2 separate regions of the Mus musculus genome follow, and region 1 is linked to region 2. Evidence: chromatin loops called from intact Hi-C (ENCODE). Cell type or tissue: heart. All regions are shown on one strand. Each heading gives the region's core, and the rest is flanking DNA. Links, peaks and the distances in the headings are about the cores only. Region 1 holds the start of Gm4166 (a long non-coding RNA gene). Region 2 has its middle 82 kb from the start of Gm25564.

Region 1 (2,913 bases), core at 263-2,762, 830 kb before region 2:
AGAAAATTGGGGGTTTACAGAAGTCTTTCGGTATGGGGCTCATTTCTTCCTGCCTGCTATTTCAGAGAGCCTGCATCACTCTACATACAAATGGGGAATTTTCACGTTTGACGATGATGAACATATTCTAAAAGCAAACGGGCTGCCTCTCCTGAACAGTCGGTACTCTGGGTTCAACGCTTTACTTTTCCTCTCGGAGTAAAATCAAACTTGTCCAGAGCTTCACCGAGACAGCATCATCTACAAGCACATTTCATGCTAAATGGCAGATGGGGCCCTTGCCCTTTCCCAAATCCTAGCCCGGGGCTCCCTTAGAGTGAGGCAGATTGTTGCTTTAGAGGAGAAACATTCCTCCTGGAGGCTTCTGGCTCTCCCTTTTAATCCTGTCTCAAATGGCACCAATTGCAAGGACTGCCCCCTTTGCCTAAGAGCAAGCAAGCTCTTTCTTGTCACAGTGAAGCCGGCTGTGACTCTGTCCCAGGCAGGTGCTGTGGGTTGTGTGGAAACTACATTCAGACACTTCTGATTTCAAAGCAAACTCTGGATTCTGAGCAGAGCCTTGAGCTGGTAAGTTTCACTACCTGATTAACAAATGGAGAGGGGAATGCCTGCCACATTGCCAGGCTTAAAAAGGTGCTTCTAATCCCAGGTAGTGAGGAGGCTGAGACAGGAGGATCTTGTGTTCAAAGTGTTTCTGGACTACAAATGGAATTCAAGGCCAGAACTGATGGTTTAGTGGGACTCCATAGTAAAAGGTAAGGACCGAGGACTACTCCTAAGTACACATCTTGGTGGCAGAGCAACTGCCTAAAGGTCCCGAAGCCTGCTGTAGGTTCATCCTTGAGACCTTAGAAAAAAACATAAAGGGAGAGAGTCCCTTGTGATGTGCACTGACTTTTTCACAATGGCTATCACTGGAAACAAAGATCCTATAGCATTTTAAAGTACAAGATTCTCAAAGAAAGTTGTGAGTTCTTTTGCATGGGCTAGACAGATCTGACAGAGACCCACTGGTTATGCAGTTGAGTGAGCTCTGCAGGCTCTCTCTGTCCCGGTTCAGTGTGGTCCCCAGGGATACTGTGTTCTGTGCAAACTTCAGTTCCCACCTGTATAATAGTGCGGACGAGGTAAGGTACGGTCTAAATATCCTGGCCGTGTGTGAGTAAAATCAGTGCTACAGAGTGTATTAAATGTGCACCCTAGCAGAGCATATGCATGGAGGACTGCATTCTCCAAGTCCCTGTCTGTGAGTATCATAGTCTCTGACTTGGGGACCCCACGAAATACTCTGAGGAAGTCAGGACAACTCTCTGCCTTCCCTCTAAGGGTTCATCAGAGGTCCATATACTCAGCCAGGTTTTCATACTGACAGATCTCCGAACTCCAGTGAGAAGTCTGTATTTCATGCTGGGAACCCAAGACTTCACATCAAGATAGATGCCACGCGCTGCCATTCAACCCGCAGCTTCAAATTTTAAGTATAACAGTGGAGCCTCCTTAAAGACATCTCCTCAGCGCGTGGCGTGTGTGGTGAATGAGTGAGCAAAACCATCCTCCCCTGTCTTGTCATCTTCGCTGGACCATCCAGCTGCTTCCTCCATCCACCAGGGGGTGCTCACCCCCACTAAAAGCCAGGGTTTCTTCCAATCACTGGACAGACAGGGACCACAGCCAGGACCTTCAAAGCATCTTTCTGAAACGTTAATTGTTTGGTTGCACCAAGAGAAAAGAATTTATAAAAAGTTTTGATCTGTTTTGATTCAAATGTGGGTGCTTTTAAACATATATTTTTTTTTTTACCATAGTAACAATAGTACAGGCAAACCAAGCATTCTAGTACATCTGTGTAAGGATCGATTCACTTACAAAAAGTTTAGAAAACAGAGAAAACTCTAGTCAAAAATAAATTGTCAATATTGCAGTTATTTTCCTCTTGAATTCCCTTTCCCCAGAATAGCCTATCAAAATCACCCGTTGGCAGCCAGAAAGCGAAGCCTCCGGCTTGCTGAGTCTTGCTTATATTTCATCACAGTAAAGGACAAAATTTATTTATCAATTTATTTATCGTTTTCTTTTGAATTATCACACACTAACTGTACCCCTATGTGATAGAGTGTCTTATTTCAGTATCTGATTACAGTGACAGATTCTCCTCGGGGAACACCTTAAACAGCCAAACAAACTTCCAATGACAATTAGGGAAAAAGAAAAGAAAGAACAGCGTGCTTGTGGTTTTCAAATGCTGCTTTTTCTCCTAAAGATTTCAAATTTGCTCTTCTCTCTCCAACCGAGTTATTTACACAGTACGTTATTAACTTAAGTGAACTTGAAGGCAGACAAACTTTGTTTGATCAGGACATAACACAAAAGTCCCATTTGAAAACTTGCTTATGTGGACATTTATTTTTGAATTTCAATCTTGAACTTACAAGAAGCCAATGCATCCATTTTAAAACCATGTATGTAAACACTATGAATTTTTAAAATAGCTTTCTTTTCTTACTTTCTAATGTTGGTTCAAATAATGTGGTTTGGTATGCCTTCCTGAGACACTCTTTCCTTGTTTCAGATCTAGGCCTGTTTTGGAGAGAGAGAGAGAGAGAGAGAGAGAGAGAGAGAGAGAGAGAGAGAGAGAGAGAGAGAGAGAGAGAGAGAGAGAGAGAGATCAATTATTTTAGGTCAATTTTACTCAAGCTAGTTTTTTAAAAATTTTAATTAGGTATTTTCTTCATTTACATTTCCAATGCTATCCCAAAAGTCCCCCATACCCTCCCTCCCACTCCCCTACCCACCCACTCCCACTTCTTGGCCCTGGCATTCCCCTGTACTGAGGCACATAAAGTTTGCAAGACCAATGGGCCTCTCTTTCCACTGATGGCCGACTAGGCCATCTTCTGATACATATGCAGCTAG
Region 2 (2,913 bases), core at 259-2,758:
CCACTCCACTCATGAACTCACAGCAGTTATGGTTACCTGTGTAAGACCCGTACAAAAGCAAGTCAACCAACATGGAGGGGGAGGGGCTTATGAGGAGCCATGGGAAGGTGAAGGCCACTGTGGGAAGAAGAATCATTTTCTTCATCAGTGCGGCCATTGTAGGAAGTCTACAGTCCAGTGGAAGGTACCCCATAGCCTTAAGAATGTAAGCAGTATGTGACATGTAACTTGTCTTAAGCATGTGACAAGAATTGTACTCAGTGGGTGAAAAGAGGGGAGGAAGGAGGAGAAGGCAGAGCTGGGAGGAGATGAAGTTTGTAAGGACATGTGGGAGATGGTATCTAGAATGATTGGAGAGGGGAATGGGGGTATATATTGTTGCACAACATTGTTTAGTGTGTTAAATTGCCAAAGAATAAAGTTAAAATGTAAAACTCAAAGGACCTGGGCCTTTGGGAGATGGCTTGAGTAGGCAGGAACACTTGGTCTGCAAGCACGAAGACCTGAGTAGAAATCCCAACACCCAAGAAAACACTAGGCTTTGCTAAGTGCACCAGTAAAGCCAGCATTGTAGGATCCCAAGGATCCAAAAGAAGAGCTGTCAAGACAGCCTGAGCTTCTGATTCAGTGGGAGGCCCTGCCTTAATAAAAGGTGATAGCTATACAGAGAGACCCTGTCAGAAAGAAAGAAAGAAAGAAAGAAAGAAAGAAAGAAAGAAAGAAAGAAAGAAAGAAAGAAAGAAAGAAAGAAAGAAAGAAAGAAAGAAAGAGAGAGAGAGAGAGAGAGAGAGAAAGAGGGAGGGAGGGAGGGAGGGAGGGAGGGAGGGAGGGAGGGAGGGAGGGAGGGAGGGAGGGAGGGAGGGAAGAAAAGGAAAAGGTGAGAGAGGAAAACAGCCAACTGGTCTGGCATCCATATGTGCCTGCACACACATTCGCACATCCACATGCATGCAACACACACACAAACACACAGAATAGAGCTGAAGTGGCTAAACTCTCAAGCTCCTTCCAGCCTTTAGATTGTCCCTTTCTAGGTCCCAAGGCACTGCATGAAAGCCACAAAGAACAAGCACAAGCCTAGGCAGTCAGAGCAAGGCTCAGCCCAACCCATCTTTAAGACCCTTCATGCTACCTTAAGGTGCCCAAAGCACAAAGGGAAGAGCCGAGGGGAAAACGCGTATCCTGGGCCATTTGATCAGCTCAGACTTCAGTTGAAAGCTCTGAGGCATTAAGGAATTTCGATTGTGACTTAGAATTCCCCAGCAACTCTCCAAGAAGGATGGGGAAACTGTCTGGGTGTCCACATGGCATCTGGAAACCCCAGAAGTAACCAGCAGTTTGGGCGGCATTTACTATCAGGGTTTTCACTGCCGCTTCCAGGAGCCTCCCACAGCACCGACCACAGGTAGGGATCCTCCCCAGTGCCTACCGTCGCTTCCTATTACAGAGGTGTCTGAAACCGCGCTCTCCTGTGGACCAGCGTCCAACAGAATGTTCAGTTTCTAAGGCAGAGTGAAAATAAATCTGTTGGTGACAGTGAATGAAAATTTCTCTAGGCGAGATAAAAAAAAAAAAAGGAAATAATAAAAAAGAAAGAAAACACAAAAGCTCTGCATGTAGATTGCAGAAAGGAGAAAAATATTCTGAATTGTGAGACTTCTGGGTTTTCCCCTTCCCAGGAGGAAATGGGCTACTTAGGAGAAAGCTCCTCAGAATGGCAGCACCTGGACCACTTTCCAGCCGCTTTTGTCCTCACTAGGAAGGGGGCGGGGAGAAGATGCGTTCGTGGGGAAACATTGCCATCCAGTGGTCAACTTGTGCATTGCCCGATAAAAACAGGAAAGAAAAAAAAACGCTTGGTGACATTTTGTCAGTCAACTGATAAGTGCTGAGAATACTTGTCAGATGTCAGGCTGAGAATACTTGTCAGATGTCAGGCCAGATCATTGATACCACCCTTCAAACCTATAGGAATTCACACACACACACACACACACACACACACACACACACACACACACACACACACACACGGCACTCTAAAGGCTCCAAGGAGCGAACCAGCTGTGTGAATAAAAGAAGCAGAACTCAGAGCTGCTCTAGGACCCATTTGCCTGGCCATGTCCCAGAGACAACTGCTCCCAGTCACCCTGAAGGGTTGGTGCATGGTGATTCAGATGAGGCGGCTGCAAACAGCAGTTTCCACAGTACCCAGAAATGGGTTTTCCCAATTTCTGTTTGTGCCATGTAGCCTCCCACCGTCGTGAAGAATAAATATGCTTCCCTAGTTCCTTTATAGATAGACTTTGGGACAGAAGTCCAAATAGAGGGATGGATAGACTCACTGTTCCTCTTGGGTGATGACCTCAAGTCCTCAGCCAAGTCAATGGCCTTACGGAGGACGGGAGACCTACCTAGCTTATCTTTTCTTCCAGCTCGGCATGAGGGCTGAATGAGACATTGACTTTACTCTTTTTCACTTGGAGTAACTGACCTCTCAGACCAGCCTCCAGGTTTGGATTTCTCATCTCTTGTAAGTGATGGGTTTTTGCCTCCCTCCCCCAGCCCACTCTCCGCAGTTAGGACGGTACAGTTCCCCTTGATGATCTGGATGTAAATTCCCCCATCTACACCTACAAGGTATCATATGGTCAGAAGTCAATCTTTAAGATCATATCAACCACCAGACCCCCCAGAACTCCCAGGGACTAAGCCATCAACAAAGGAGTACACATGGCTCCAGCTGCATATGTAGCAGAGGATGGCCTTGTCATGCATCAATGGGAGGAGAGGTCTTGGTCCTATGAAGGCTCGATAGATGTCCCGTGTAGGACAATCAAGGGTGAGGAGCTCGGAATGGGTGGGTGGGTGGGTGGATGGAGTAACACCCTCATAGAAGCAGGGAGAGGGAGG

What was found. A loop is a pair of places that touch in the nucleus more often than their neighbours do. Peaks named below come from ENCODE experiments on the same cell type or tissue, not always from the same donor. Only the 100,000 strongest peaks of a DNase experiment are listed, where the experiment ranks them.
Region 1: it touches region 2 in a loop (14-fold over the local background); 19 of 42 quality-filtered maps call a loop at or near these places.

Annotation. Positions count from the first base shown.
Region 1 is chr12:27,597,748-27,600,660 of GRCm38, forward strand. It overlaps Gm4166 (a long non-coding RNA gene), which reads left to right and starts at 452. Exons shown (of 4, transcript XR_381387.2): 1 at 452-567. In heart, for the core only: a CTCF peak has its summit at 1,609 (motif pointing right); no DNase peak of the experiment used is centred there.
Region 2 is chr12:28,430,848-28,433,760 of GRCm38, forward strand. No RefSeq gene overlaps it. Among named protein-coding and RNA genes, the nearest start is that of Gm25564, 82 kb to the left of the region's middle. In heart, for the core only: a CTCF peak has its summit at 1,803 (motif pointing left); no DNase peak of the experiment used is centred there; H3K4me3 peaks cover 676 bases; H3K27ac peaks cover 572 bases.